Linked DNA regions of Homo sapiens: regions 2 and 3 are each linked to region 1. The links are chromatin contacts, found by Hi-C or POLR2A ChIA-PET in ENCODE. All regions are on one chromosome and are shown on one strand. The core of a region is the stretch at or near the end of the contact, and the rest is flanking DNA. Distances in the headings are between cores, read along the strand shown. Region 1 overlaps TRIM37 (tripartite motif containing 37). Region 2 holds the start of RNF43 (ring finger protein 43). Region 3 holds the start of HSF5 (heat shock transcription factor 5).

What was found. A loop is a pair of places that touch in the nucleus more often than their neighbours do. ChIA-PET counts read pairs that join two places held with the same protein, here RNA polymerase II (POLR2A). Pooled maps may share reads with other maps.
Region 2: a map of CD4-positive, alpha-beta T cell shows a loop between it and region 1 (12-fold over the local background). The contact joins the promoter of RNF43 here to the enhancer-like site in region 1. A Hi-C loop is called at or near these places in 1 of 168 maps with a recorded cell type or tissue (CD4-positive, alpha-beta T cell) and 6 of 50 pooled maps. POLR2A ChIA-PET finds 5 or more read pairs at or near these places in 2 of 52 experiments (HCT116 and activated CD4-positive, alpha-beta T cell).
Region 3: a pooled map shows a loop between it and region 1 (3-fold over the local background). The contact joins the promoter of HSF5 here to the enhancer-like site in region 1. A Hi-C loop is called at or near these places in 4 of 50 pooled maps. POLR2A ChIA-PET finds 5 or more read pairs at or near these places in 2 of 52 experiments (CD4-positive, alpha-beta T cell and activated B cell).

Annotation. Positions count from the first base shown.
Region 1 is chr17:59,002,527-59,007,649 of GRCh38, reverse strand. The region is part of intron 22 of TRIM37 (tripartite motif containing 37); the gene reads left to right. Among named protein-coding and RNA genes, the nearest start is that of TRIM37, 100 kb to the left of the region's middle. Within about 2 kb of position 2,594, at least 2 of the 41 ENCODE cell types and tissues checked have a DNase peak (open chromatin) inside an H3K27ac peak, as active enhancers do.
Region 2 is chr17:58,415,213-58,420,335 of GRCh38, reverse strand. It overlaps RNF43 (ring finger protein 43), which reads left to right and starts at 2,802. Exons shown (of 10, transcript NM_017763.6): 1 at 2,802-3,319; 2 at 4,374-5,010. The coding sequence starts at 4,759. It overlaps HSF5 (heat shock transcription factor 5), which reads left to right. Exons shown (of 6, transcript NM_001080439.3): 6 at 1-169.
Region 3 is chr17:58,485,922-58,491,044 of GRCh38, reverse strand. HSF5 (heat shock transcription factor 5) reads left to right here and starts at 2,637. Exons shown (of 6, transcript NM_001080439.3): 1 at 2,637-3,320. The coding sequence starts at 2,771. It overlaps MTMR4 (myotubularin related protein 4), which reads left to right. Exons shown (of 18, transcript NM_001378067.1): 18 at 1-1,508. RefSeq lists silencers at 2,926-2,975, 3,236-3,355.

The DNA.
Region 1 (5,123 bases), core at 1,345-3,844:
TCTTTCAATTGATGACCTGCACAACTGTAGGTAGGCCAGTTTATTTCTTGTTCTTTGTAAAACTAAAGGCTTTGCTCTCTGACTTCTTGCTGAAGTAGCACATACCCCCTTCAGTTAAATCAGGGGTACTCAAAACACCATCTGGGGAAAAGCCTTGGCATGCCTGTTAAAAACCTTGCTGGTGGCCTCTTTAAGAGGAATACAAAGCCTGATGGCCTGCCATTGCTGATCATTTAGGGTAATTATTAAGATGCCTTTAACAAAATTCATCGAAAAATTAACTGACTTGAACAAAAAGGAAAATTAACTCTTTTACATTAACAAATCTCTCAATAAGAAGGTACACCTGTGGTAGAGCAGTTTTCAGGATTAGAAAATTCAGCTGCTCAGTGTCATCAGGAACGTGTGTGTGTGTGTGGGTGGGTGGGGGTGGGGTGGTTTTAGTGTGTGTGTGTGTGTGTGTGTGTGTGTGTGTGTGTGTGTGTGTGTGTTGGAGGGTGGGGGTGGGGTTGTTTTATCTTTTGCCCTGCTATTCTGAGTGAGAGGCTTAGCTCTTCTCAGGGCGGTAAGATGTTTGCTGCAGTTCTAGACATCAGAGTCAGAACAGCATTCTGGGAGTGGAAGAGGATTGATTTATTCTATATATCTCCAGCAACAACCTTTCTCTAAGCACCTCAACAACTTCCTCTTCTATCTCGTCAGCCACTGTCAAGGAAAGTGGCCAAGTCCAGTTATTTATTTATTTATTTATTTATTTTTTGGAGACAGAGTGTTGCTCTGTCGCCCAGGCTGGAGTGCAGTGGTGCAATCTTGACTCACTGTTACCTCCACCTCCCAGGTTCAAGCGATTCTCCTGCCTCAGCCTCCCAAGTAGCTGGGATTACAGGCATCTGCTGCCATGCCCGGCTAATTTTTGTATTTTTAGTAGAGACGGGGTTTTGCCATGTTAGCCAGGCTGGTCTCGAACTCCTGACCTCGGGCAATCTGCCTGCCTTGGCCACCCAAAGTGCTGGGATTATAGGCATGAGCCACCGCGCACCCAGCCAGCCAAGTCCAGTTAGTTGGTCTCCCTCACCAACTCGTTCCACATGGATATGTGGTAAGGGAAAATACCTGAACAATATCAGGGTCCTCTTCGAAAGGAGAAAGGCAGATAAATTGTTGGTGACTAGAATATAAAGTGTCATCTGTACCAGGTGGTTAATGTATTTTCCATAGCATCTGAAATTCGAGCAACTTGATTTAAGGGAGTTATAACTCAAGTTAGCTTTACTGAGCACATACATAGTAGGTGCTCAAAAAATATGGTAGATGATTGACAGAGTAATAAGATGCAGATTTCTTTTGCGTTAACAATCTCTGAAGCTCCTTACAATTAATAGTATCTTGTAATTGCTATCATTGACGTCCAGCCATTTGTCTTTTTCTTTACATTCACAAAGGTAGGAAACTTCCAGATCTTAGTGCTTGATAAAAGACCAGGCGTTTTCATGCAGGAATTTCTTCCTAGCATTTCTTGGGAAATGTGTGTTTTTTTTGAATTCTGAAAAAAATTAGTCAAGAAGTTTAATAAATGGAAAACATTATTCTAATTGTCTTATTAGAATTAATTTTAACAACACAGAAACATTACTGATTTGAAGGAATCTACTTAGGGCAAGTTGAAAGTAAAAACTGGAAATACTGATACCTGGAATCAAAGGTTAAGGTCAACAGGAGCTCCTTGGAAAGAAGTGATTACAAATCAGTCCTCATTATAAATATCGCCGTTTTATGTGTGTTCATGGCCCTGTCTGCTGCTAAGTAAATAATAATGAGTTTACACATGGTATACTTAATAAAAATTGATTGGTGTTCCAAGAAAGATTTTGAAGCAAAATCCTTATATTGGCATTTTTATTAACATGTGATTCTGCATAGTACTGTAAACCTTGCTGAGTTCTAAACGTGACATTATTCACATACTACCCAGTAATACCCACATGCAGTCTAGCATTTGAATATTCACTATAGGCCTCAGCTCTTACAAATACTAATTAAATGATTTGTTTTAAAGATACACATGTAGGCTGGATGCGGTGGCTCACACCTATAATCCCAGCACTTTGGGAGGCCGAAGCGGGTAGATCACAAGGTCAGGAGTTCGAGACCAGCTTGGCCAGTATGGTGAAACACATCTCTACTAAAAATACAAAAAAATTAGCTGGGTGTGGTGGCACATGCCTGTAATCCCAGCTACTTGGGAGGCTGAGACAGGAGAATTGCTTGAACCTGGGAGGTGGAGGTTGCAGTAGGCTGAGATCACGCAGTGGCACGCCAACCTGGGTGACAGAGTGAGACGCCGTCTCAAAAAAAAAAGATACACATGTAATGAATAGAGTTTGAAAAATGTATTTAATAACTTTTTTAAAAGAATAATGTAGATTTGGGGAATTCCAGAGAATTCCAATTCATTGTTTTTGAATCCTGAAGGTTGGTATTTGTCGGGAATTCAGAAACACTACTAATAAGAGGTCAAATTTGTGCCTTGAAGTTCAACTCAGTGTGTTTTAGTGTTTTCAGCAACAGTTCCATGAAGGGCCACAAGGTGGAGGTGGTGCTTCACAGAACTAGCTAGTTTTGGCCTCTTTAACCGTCTCTGCTCTTTTTCTTTTTCCCCTACTTCATAAAATTGTTGTAAACTCTTCACTCTTTTAGAACAGGAAAGTTTGTTTTTTTGTTTTTTTGTTTTGCTGAAGATGGAGACGATTTCTAAATATTTAAGGCTGAAATAATGCTAACCAAACTCTTCTTAAAAAGAGAAAAGGAAGAGTGTACCACTGAAGCCATGTGGGGCCACAGTTGCCTTTGTTGGAAGCTTTTTAAACTAGAGCAGATTTTATTTCTTTAAGAGTTAAAATACCCATCGATTTTTCCTTGAGTAACCTTTGGTAGTTTGTACCTAGGAAAGAATTTGCTCATTTCATCTGTTTTTGGTTTCATGAGCATACAGTTACTGATAGCATTTTATTATATTTTACTGTTTATAGAACCTGTAGTTGATGTCCTCTTTCATTCCTGATATTGGAAATTTTGTTTGCTCTCTTTTTGTTAGTGAATCTACCTAGAGGCTTTTTTAACTTTATCGATCTTTTCAAAGAAACACCATTTTGTTTCATTGTGGTTTTTTTGTTTTTCTGCTGATTTTATTATGTTTTTTATTATTTCCTTCCTTTTACTTGCTTTGAGTTTAATTTCCTTTTTCTAGTTTCTTAAAGTAGTAGTTTAGATTATTGATTTGAGATATTTTCTCTTCTAATATAAATAATGTCATACCTTTCCTTTTAAGCACTGCTATAGTCACATCCCACAAATTTTGATATGTTTTATTTGTATTTAATTCAGAATGTTTTTTATAATTCTACAAAATTTTCAACTTTTTTCCTTTTATCTATTGTCTCTCCTTTGTTATTTTTGCTATCTCTATGGCATTCTATTTGACACAATTTAGACCAGTCCCTTTATCCCCTTCATTCTTAATTCTTCCTTCCTTCCTCTGTCCCTCAGGGTCTTGTGTTCTGTTACCTAGGCTGGAGTACAGTGGTACAATCATAGCTCACTGCAGGCTTGAACTCCTGGGCTCAAGTGGGCCTCCCTCCTCAGCCTCCCTAGTAGCTAGGACAATTACAGGTGCACACCAATGTGTGCCTGGCTAATTTTTAAATTTTTTTTTTTTTTTTTTTTTTTTATAGAGATGGGGCTTTGCTAAGTTGCCCAGGCTAGTCCCAAACTCCTGGGCTCAAGCGATCCTCCTGCCTCAGCCTTTCAAGTAGCTGGGACTACAGGCATGTGCCACCAGGCCTGGCTGATGAGCATTTTATCTAGCTTTAAAGCCCTTAAATAATTCCAGACATCTGTGTCATCTCATCATTGATGTTTGTTGGTTGTCTTTCCTGGTTTTTCATATGCTGAATAATTTGGGGTTGTATCCTGAACATTTTCATTAGGTTTTTTTTTTTTTTTTTAATAAGACTCTGGGTCTTGTTTTAATCTGCCAGTTTTGCTGTCATTCAAATTCAGTCTTCATCAGTATGCCTGTTTCTATTTACTTTTCAAAGTAAATAACTATGAATATCCTTAAATAACTACACTACCCATCTCTCCAGGTTTTATTGCTACTTTCAGTGGAAAAGATAGAGTGGAATGTGCTTGCTCCATTGTACCTAGAACCTTCCTTCCAGAGAGGATTTTACTTTTGCTTTATTCAAATAACACTAGCTCCTGAACAATTTTTATGTTAATTTCTTAAAATTTGAACCTCAACCTTAAATCCCAAACCGAAATTAGGCACATAAATCTTACTTTGAATTTTGAGGTAAGACTTTTTTCCCCCTCTTCAGAGCCCAGTAGAAACAGACAAAATTCCTTGCTGTTTTCCTATGCCAGTAGGCAGACATTTTTCTAGTCTGTTCTTTCAATAGGAATTTTAGCATTGGCCAGGCATGGTGGCTCATGCCTGTAATGCCACCACTTTAGGAGGCCAAAGCGGGTGAATCACTTCAGCTCAGGAGTTGAAGACCAGTCTGGGCAACATGGCGAAATCCCATGTCTACTAACAAATTACAAAAATTAGCCAGGTGTGATGGCACAGGCCTGTTGGGAGGCTGAGGTGGGAGGATCATCTGAGCCCTGGGAGGTCAAGGCTGTGGTAAGCCATGATTGCACCACTGTACTCCAGCCTGGGTAACAGAGTGAGACCCTGTCTCAAGAAAACAAACAAAAATTTTAACATTATGCAGGGGGTGGAGTTTTAGTCTCACTTTTAATTCCCTTTCTGTGGGGGGTTCATTTTTCTATCCCAAGGCAGTGTTTAAAAATCCTCACAGGAAGCTCTCCAGGGCAACTGTGGTCCCTGACCCACTAATGAAAGTTCCTTATCTTTCTTTGTTTCTGACACTGTGGATTTCCTTTCTGCCTTTTAATGTGCTTGTTCATTAAAATAATGTTTTACATTTATATTTTATCTTGCTATTTGTAAGGATTTGTAGCAGAAAGATTTTCAGGTTTTCTTGATTGCTATCTTGCTGAAACAAATACTTTTTATAGAATTATTCTTTTAAAAATCAACTGATGTGGCCAGGCAC
Region 2 (5,123 bases), core at 1,553-4,052, 590 kb after region 1:
ACTTGGGCAAAATGGCAAGAGGTATAATAAAGTCTTCCTGTGAATTAGCCAGTAGGGTCTGACACAACTAGTCAACTAACAAGGTTCCTGACTAGTACCTCAGTATTTCAGCACCTTAAGCACTGATAAATTTCAATCAGTCAACAATAAAGTGAGTGTTCCAACTAGACTTGTTGTCTTGCTTGTTCTTACTGTTTGGTGATTAATAGAAAATTCAATAATTATGACAGTTAATAGTATAATTCAAATGAGATTTACTTTATTTTTCAAATAATCTGAATTTTAAAAGTTTTTTTTCATTTGTACTTGAATAGCAATGGAATTTTTTAAATGCCGTTAGGGATAAGGACAATTCTTAGACATGTTTTACAGAAACCTACATTTTTGGAAAAGGATGAATGATCTTTGATAAATTTAATCAATCCAGAGGTGAAAGTAGATCCTGAAGGATGATCTATCTCATGTATAAGACTAGCTAGTAGATGTCATTGAGACTTAGGCATTTCATTACAATAGTGATGGCATCTTTATGACATCTCTAGGAAAATGTAGTAGTATATCAACCCTAGAGGGTAACTCCAAAACTTTGAAGCTGAAGAATAATTGCTCTTGCAATTCTGGTGATCTAAAACAGTGAACTAAGCTACATAGAGCTGTTTGGTTTGATCTTGAGTTTCTCCAAGTCTCCAGGTTCATGATGCATATCATCATCATTTCCAAATCTCAGAGTTTCCTCAAGAGAGGGCAACCACATTTGTAACTGTCTTCTTTCTGTCAATTAAGTGTGTGTATTAATTACTAGGGCTAGGTCTTTTCATTCCTTTGCACGTTTTAAGCAGGAATAGATGAGGCAAAGCCCATTTGTAGGTTATTTTTTAGTTTAACTATGTTAAATTAAACTATGTTGGTCAGGCTGGTCTCAAATTCCCGACCTCGTGATCCACCCACCTTGGTCAACCAAAGTGCTGGGATTATAGGCGTGAGTCACCACGCCTGGCCCAACAAAAATTTTTTTTAAATTTGCAGGGTGTTGGCCAGGCGCAGTGGCTCACGCCTGTAATCCCAGCACTTTGGGAGACCGAGGCGGGTGGATCACAAGGTCAGGAGATGGAGACCATCCTGGCTAACACGGTGAAACCCCGTCTCTACTAAAAATACAAAAAATTAGCTGGGCGTGGTGGCGGGCGCCTGTAATCCCAGCTACTCGGGAGGCTGAGGCAGGAGAATGGCATGAACCGGGAGGCGGAGCTTGCAGTGAGCCGAGATAGCGCCACTGCACTCCAGCCTGGGCAACAGAGCGGGACTCCGTCTCAAAAAAAAAAAAAAAAAAATTTGCAGGGTGTGGTGGGACGCACCTGTGATCCCAGCTACTCTGGAGGCTGAGGTGGGAGGCCATGAAGGTCAAGGCTGCAGTGAGCCATGATGGCACAACTGTGCTCCAGCGTGGGTAACACAAGACCCTGTCTCAAACAACAAAAATAAACAAAAAATTTATTTTCGAATTTGTCTTTGATCTAGGTTAGTTATTAGATCTGAAATTCTGAAACTACTGTCATAAACCTTATCTACAGGGGAAACAATGTTGAAGGTCAATAGGCTACTCATCCTTTTTGCTTTCAGAGGCATTATGTCATTTAATCTTTACAACAGACCTATCGTAATTATTATCATCAGCATTTTACAGATGATCAGAGATTCGTTTTTACATGAGGTAAGAAACACATAAAATTTACTATCATAACCATTTTTAAGTGTACAGTTCACTAGATTTAACTATATCCACATTGTTGTTCATTTGTATAATTTTGAAAGTTTATGGCAGCGGTTCAGAAATAAAATGTCTCACCACAGTCAAATATAATCTGGTAATTTGAAACTTCAAATGTTATAAATGTATTAGAAACTGTTGTATTATTTCTAATGGCAGGGTAGTAATAAGGATTATAGTTCATGAATGTGGTAATTAGCCAGAAATTCATTTTCTTTTTGCCTATGTTCTTCTCATTAATCATATTTTACCCTTTGGCTTGTATTTATGACATGGACTTATTTGGAGTCTTACATTGAAGGCATAGGTCTGATCCATAGTATTATTTCACCTCCCAAAGATTGAAAAGAAAATAACAGTTGGATTCCAGACATCTGACATCAACCTGATTTGAAAGTTCCATATAGGCACAGTTTAGACAGAGCTACTGAATTTAAATTAGTAAGAGCTGAAGAAAAGCTAAGCATAAAATGGACAGAGCCCTTCCCAGGGTAGCAGACATAAGCAGCAATAAATCAGTAAGTACTAAAACACAGGATCACTTTATTCTGGCTTTCTGCCATTTATAGACACTCAAACTTGGAATGAGCAGAAATCCTTTTGAACTTATATTTGCAAAACCTTGTGTCCATTCTTTTATCTTCCGGATTACCTTTATTTTTTTCTGTTTATTTCCTCATACCATCATCTATGCTCTGTTGGGTGCAGAGTCTGCTTAGATATCTTTGAGTGGCCCTGATTTGCATGTGGTAGCTTGCTTACCCAGAGAAAGGTACTCGGGATCGAATTGGATGCAGTTTAGCTGTGGCTCAGTAGAGGGAGTAGAGGAGCTGAGGGAGGGGGGAGAGCGAAAGAACGGGTCTGGTTAAGTAAGTGTTGTGTGTGAGCACCAGGAGGAGGGGGGCAGGGTGGGGAGTGGTTGCCTCTAGCAGCTCCACCCTCACTTTGTCAGCAGGTAGAGAGCGTGATTGCAGTCCCAGGGGAGGGAGTCAGAGCTAGAACACCAATTACAAACCACAGGCTTCCTGCTCTAGGGAGTTGATCCAGAATTGTCTTTCTGAAAGGAAGCACTCGGAATCCTTCCGAACTTTCCAAGTCCATCCATGATTCAGAGATACTGCCTTCTCTCTCTCTGGGATTTTATGTGTTTCTGATAGTGAATTGTTGATGTATTTGCTACTTTGCTTCTTTTCTCTTTCAAGACTTGATCATTTTATATGCTGTTTGGAGAAAAAAAGAACTTTTGTTAGCAAGGAGGTTTCAGAAATGATTTTGGATTTTCTGTAAGTGTTTAATTTAGTTCTAGGGGACAGCATCTCTCATCCCGGAGTAAATTTCTGCCTTTGACCTGCATGGATTATTTTTTCAGGCTGCGGAATTTCTCGGCACCTACCTGTAGTATGGGGCACTTGGTTTGGTTGCAGAGTAAGAAGGTGGAAGAATGAGCTGTACTTGGTTAAGCAGTTGAAACCTTTTTTGAGCAGGATCTGTAAAAGCATAATTGAATTTGTTTCACCCCCGTGGATTCCAGTGGGCCCGACAGCGCAACAGGTTTGCAGATTTCTTTTGAAATTCCTTTTTCCCCCCTCCCTCTGCCTCAGCAAAAGAAAAGAATCCATATAACAGGTTCATGTTCAATTGCTTGGCTTTTCAGCACTTATTCTGAAGACTTTATAATATTTTTAAACTTGACCTTGGAACACAGAGGGCTTTGTGGGTGAGGTGTATTTATATTTACTTAAGGGTGCACATTTTAAAAATCTTATTCTGTGTTTGTACAAAGACGCAAATTTTCATAGTGCCTAGAAATAGCACAGATCTATTCTACTCAAGATTATTTGTATTTTTTCAGGGTATTCTACCTAGAGCCTGTGGTTAATCGCCTCCCTGCTCCCCCTACCTTTTATTCCCTACCCCCTCAGGGAATTTGGATACATGTGAGGAATAGTCCTTTGTTTTTCTTATGAACCTAGAAAATTACAGATCATAAAATCTGGATATTAAAGTAGTTTCCAAAAGCATCTCATGGGAAATCAAAGTGCTCGGCATTTCCGAGCTGGAGAATAAAATCAAGAATCCTTAAGAGAGAAAAGAAAATGGAGATGGAAATATGAATTTTAACTGGGAAAAATAATTGGAAAGCTAACCTTTTCAAATACTCTAATTATGAAAGTTGGAAAAGGTTGTGATGCTCAGGATTATCCTGTAATGTGTGAAGATACATAAATTAGCACCTAATTTATAGGCAAATTTTGGTAAAACACAAAAAATTATGGTATGTCTAAGTTCATGAAAAGTATGTAAATGCAGTGGGCCTAGAAACCTGGCCACACTGAAATACAGTTTAATGTGGAAACTTTTCTAAATACATATTGTAGCATCTTTGGACATCAACGTGTGGCCTGAAATTTTTATTATTGTTCCCTCTTCTCCTCCATTAAAAAAAAAATCTCCTTGTGGTATTTAGTCATTTACCATTAACACATATTATGGCTTAAAAAGGGCCATCCCTTCCTTTTCTGAGCTGGAGTTCTTCACGCTCACCTTTGATGCATGGCCTTAGCTGTTTACTTTGCCTTGTTTTGTTCATGAACATTGGGTTTAGTGCCTGGCAACTTGATGCATATGGAAGAGCAATGCCAAGTGATCTGACATAATACAAATTCACGAAGTGACATTCAATCACAAGCAAAGTTGGAAATTCCAAAGAGAAGTGGTGAGATCTTTACTAGTCACAGTGAAGATGGGAGAAAATGACATACCTGCAGCAGATGTGGGCTGAAAATATCCTCTTCTCTGCCCAATCAGGAATGCTACCTGTTTTTGGGAATAAACTTTAGAGAAAGGAAGGGCCAAAACTACGACTTGGCTTTCTGAAACGGAAGCATAAATGTTCTTTTCCTCCATTTGTCTGGATCTGAGAACCTGCATTTGGTATTAGCTAGTGGAAGCAGTATGTATGGTTGAAGTGCATTGCTGCAGCTGGTAGCATGAGTGGTGGCCACCAGCTGCAGCTGGCTGCCCTCTGGCCCTGGCTGCTGATGGCTACCCTGCAGGCAGGCTTTGGACGCACAGGACTGGTACTGGCAGCAGCGGTGGAGTCTGAAAGATCAGCAGAACAGAAAGCTATTATCAGAGTGATCCCCTTGAAAATGGACCCCACAGGAAAACTGAATCTCACTTTGGAAGGTGTGTTTGCTGGTGTTGCTGAAATAACTCCAGCAGAAGGAAAATTAATGCAGGCAAGTATAACTTTATTATATTTCACTTTCCATCTGTTTGAAATATGTCTTTCTTCTTTTGTCTCCCAAATGAAATACCATACACGGGCTTCTACTGCTTAGCTTTCTATTTC
Region 3 (5,123 bases), core at 1,388-3,887, 520 kb after region 1:
GAATATTCAGTTTAGGGGAACAGTTCTAGGGAGTGAGACATTTTTGGGAGCAGAGGAAAACTCTGCTGATGTTCGGTCCTGGCAAACATTGAGTTATTTTGAGCTGTGAAGGCAGTCGTCTCTGTTACACAGTGGCAGCTCTTGAGTTATGCACTGTGAAGAATGAGAAGGGAAAAGCAAAAATTATCCTTGTGAAATATCTGCTGATTGTGCCCTACTCTTTGCACCTGACTTTTCCTAGTTGTCCTGGTGCTAACACAGGAGCTACACCTTGATCCTCTCCTGGCATGAAAATAAAACAAAGGTTTTCGTTGTTGTTGTTCCATTGCCCATTTCCCCCATGTTGTCTTTCCCTTGGCTGATGCCTCCTCTGGGTCACATTGCTTCTTATCCTGAACACTTGACACCTTGAGGGTAGAATTTAGCGTTTGGTTTTTACCTCCTAGCATATGCTGTTTGGTATGTGAGGGTTTCAGTACAAATGCTGCTGTCTATTTCTGTGCACTTAACAATGGAACCCAAACAGAAGAGAATAAAGCCTTGATACCAAAATTGGGAAAGAACATGTGTCCATTTGGACCAAACGTTGTTGGTTTTTAAAAAATTTTATTTTGTTTTTTTGTTTTTGTTTTTGTTTTTTTTCATCTTAATATGTACCAGTGGCACTTAACCAAAAGATACAGTGATATAGCCATGTACTGTGGGTGGGACAGATACAGTCTCCTTGGCCTATAATGAAACCACTAGGACTTTATACAGTTTTCCTTAATTTGTTGACATATAAATGGTAAATTATATTTAGGCTTATCCTGTTTTGAAATGATGGTAGTCATCTTTCTTACTGCTACTTTCATGTTGCTTTCTAGAAAACAGCATTTCATTCCAAAATAACTAGGATCTGCATTTAGAACAAGAATCATTATTTGTCCTGACCTTTTCAGTCCTACAGAGACGCATCTGTGGTTCTTTTGTACTTGCCATAGATGTAACCTAAAAAGTTTTGGCATATTTAGGTCAGCCTAGCGGAACTTTTTTTTTCATTTAAATGGAGCTGAATAATGGAGATTTTGTGTCTGCAAAATTCCTGAGATCATTGAAAAAGTAACAAGCTGTTCCTTGTTTCTGATACATAAAATTATTTTAAGCATTTTATCAATCATTAAAATTTACTGCCAGTTGTGAGTGGCTTTTTAATTAACTTGTCTTTCATTGCACTTCACTCTGCCTGTTTTCAAGGGGAGTAAGATTGGTAACATTTGGGGAGACTGTATCTGTCTACTTAGCGTGGCTGTTTTGAGGGACTGTCCCATCAGTGAACAAACTGCATGGCCTTGGAGAGAGACTCTGGGCTCTTGGCTCAGATGTGTTCATCAAATACTCCTTTCAGAGCTGTTGTGGGTGTAAGTGACATGATGTGGCCAAAAATCCAAACTGTGCAGTTGCGTTGTGACAAACATGCAATGTGCTGTAAAAATTCAATACAGTTTAAATAAAATCTCTATATTAGTGCTGCTTTGTTGGGTCGTTTTATTTTCATTTCTAAAAAAACTTAATATTCACTTATTCTTTGACCATGAGAAGAGTAGAACATTGTACCCCTTTCTCCCAGCAATTTCCAATTTATTTATTTTGAGATGGAGTCTCCCTCTGTTCCCCAGGCTGGAGTGCAGTGGTGCGATCTCGGCTCACTGCAACCTCCGCCTTCTGGGTTCAAGCGATTCTCCTGCCTCAGCCTCCTGAACAGTTGGGACTACAGGTATGCTACCACGCTGGCTAATTTTTGTATTTTTAGTAGAGACAGGGTTTGACCATGTTGGCCAGGCTGGTCTCGAACTCCTGGGTTCAAGCAGTCCACCCAGCTCGGCCTCCCGAAGTGTTAGGATTACAGACATGAGCCACTGCGCCCGGCCAATTTCCGTTTTCAAATGAACCTCTCTTTTTGAATCAGCACAGCTCTTGTTACATTCTTATTTATTGATTGGCTAGGGATCGATTCTTATGGATACCGTAGAATTCTGTCCCATCTTTATTTCTCTTTAATGTCTAAAATGCCACCAGCTAGTTGGGCAGGCACACAAGATAGTACTTAGATTCTTGTGATTCCCTCCTCCTAGGGACCTCAGTTTTCATCTAACCTTGAGTAAATTGTCTTGAACAAATACTGACTTAAAAGAGTGTATCTTAAAAGATACAAAGGGCTACTATCTAAAAGGTGAGTTCGTTTACTCAAGATATTATACCTCCAGTAGCATCATTTTTGTTTGAGAGGTAAGCAGTTCCACTGTTAGCAAAGATTACAGACCAGACCCTTTGGTCCCCAGAACGACCAACTCTGCTGCCTAACGCACACTTTCTCTGCATTCCAAGTCTCCACTAGTTGGCTGGGCCGAAACACACGCCTCTTGGTATTCCACGGTGGATAACTGGGCTTCTCTCTTGTCAGGACTTAGAACACCCCGGCAGACAGCCTTCCCGGCCTGAAGTCTGGGAACGCCTGGGGAAGGGGCTCCTGCCCGGGTCCCGCAGGCGTCCGGCGGGCCGAGCTGGGGCACGCGGCCGCCGAGGGGGAGGTGCCCACGCCGCGTGGCGGGAACTCGAGGCCCCATTGGCCGCGCTGGGAGGCGCCGCGGGGCCTCGTGCGCCAACGGTCCCTGGTACGCGGCGGATGGGCGCCGGCAGGAGCGGGCAGGGCGAGGCGAAGGCCGGGGAGGGATCGAGAACGGTGTGGGAGAGCTAGGCTCGGGGGGCGAGGCCCCGGCCCGGCGGGGCGATGGAGGCGCTGCTCTCCACCCCCATCAACCCCAACAACTTCCCCGCCAAGCTGTGGCGCCTGGTGAACAGCCCGCGCTACCGCTCCATCCGCTGGGACGGCCGCGGCGAGGGGCTGCTTATCGATCAGCCGCTCTTCGAGGCCGAGCTGCTCAGCCCGCCCGGGCCGGGGGGCGGTGGCGGGACTGCGGGGGCCGGGGCCGAGCCCGAGCTCTTCAAAACCACCAGCTTCACCAGCTTCATCCGCCAGCTCAACCTCTACGGCTTCCGCAAGGTGGTGCTGGGCGGGCCGGGGGGCGGCAAACCGGCAGGCAATGGGCCGCTCCATCACTTCCACAACCCGCACTTCCGCCGCGACCAGCCACAGCTGCTCGTGCACCTCAAGCGCCTCACCAGCGCCAACAAGGCCAAGCTGGCGGCCGGCCTGGAGGTGCCCTGCCGCCCGCCCAACCGCTTCCAGCGGCTGCTCATCACCTCGGCCTCCGCCGCCACCGCGCCACTGCAGCACCAGCAGCCGCCGCCGCCCGCGGGGCCCCGGCCCGAGCCGCACGGTGAGTCCGGACTGCCCGTGCCCTCGCCCACAGTGGGCACATGGGCGGCGGGGAGCAACCGCCGCTGGAGGGCGCATTTTCGCACGTCCTCACGCTATGGGCGTCGGAAAGGCGCCGGGGACCCATTGGCCGCTGTGCTTCCCGAGACTGGCGGTCCCGCCACCGCCGCCGTTCTCAGCGGCACCAGCACGGTGGCCACCGGCCCTCCCCTGGAGGGTCCGTAAGCATTCGGCCCCTTCTGAGCCCACTGGCAGCAAAAGGGACCTCCGCCTCTTAGGCTCCCTTCTACTCGTCCCCGGTTTGAACCCCAGGAGTTTACCTGGTTGTAAGCCTCCGTTTACCTTCCTGAGACCCACACTGTCCACTGTAAACATGTGGACTCAGTAGTCCTTCGTTGAAACATTGGGTCTGGAAGAAACAAAAGGGGCTCCTTTGCTCCCGTGGGAAGCAGAGTGGAGTCACCCTACGGGTTAAGGCGGGATGGAACAAAATCGTAGTCAAGAGAATTTAGAACATTACGGTTGGGCGTGGTGGCTCACGCCTGTAATCCCAGCACTTTGGGAGGCCGAGGCGGGTGCATCACGAGGTTAGGAGTTTGAGACCGGCCTAACCAACAGGGTGAAACCTCGTCTCTACTAAAAATACAAAAATTAGCCAGGCATGGTGGTGCACGCCTGTAATCCCAGCTACTTAGGAGACTGAGGCAGGAGAATCGCTTGAACCCAGGAGGCAGAGGTTGCAGTAAGCCGAGATAGTGCCACTGCACTCCAGTCTGAGCAACAGAGCGAGACTCGGTCTCAAAAAAAAAAAAAAAAAAAAAAAGAGAGAACTTAGAACATTACAATAGCAGGCAAGGGAAAGTTTTGGAAAAGGTGCCTGCAGTGGAAATTTGTCCTTGAAGAGGGCTGCCACCTTCCACCTATTGGCACATCTAAGAAATCTTAGAAGTGCTACGACAATCATCAGATTTAAGGTTCTGGTTAATGTGTAGAATGGTAGACGTTGTTTATATACCTTAAGAGCAAAAATACAACGATACATCGTGGCTTACAAGATATAGTTCCTATGTAGAATGAATTGGCTACACATTTCTTTCATTGAAGCAAATTAGAGCTTGATGCTTCCTTAAAGGGGTATGATTAGACAAACATAAGGCAAAGATGGTTTTCTTTACAGCTGTCAAGTTTTAGTTAAAAAAGAATTTTAGAAAGCTCACATTTACAGCCTTTGGAGTTTTCACTATTGGCTACAATCTTTCAGTATTGAAAAAACTTTTTGGTATACATCTGTATTTAGTAAAAGTTAAGAAACCCTCTGTGATAGTGGATTATTTATTTTTTATTATTTGTTTATTTTTTTGAGACGGAGTTTCGCTCTTGTCACCCAGGCTGGAGTGCAATGGCGCGATCTCGGCTCACCACAACCTCCGCCTCTCGGGTTCAAGCAATTCTCATTCCTTAGCCTCCTGAGTAGCTGGGAATACAGGCGCGTGCCACCATGCCCGGCTAATTTTTATATTTTTTAGTAGAGACGAGGTTTCACCAGGTTGGCCAGGCTGGTCTCGAACTCCTGACCTCAGGTGATCCGCCAGCCTTGGCCTCCCAAAGTGCTGGGATTACAGGCCTGAGCCACTGCGCCCTGCCTATTTTACTTTTTGAGATTAAGTCTCACTGTGTTGCCCAGGCTGGCGTGCAATGGCAAGATCTCCGCTCACTGCAACCTCTGCCTCCCGGGTTCAAGTGATTCTTCTGCCTCAGCCTCCAGAGTAGCTAGGATTTTACAGGTGCCTGCCACCACACCTCG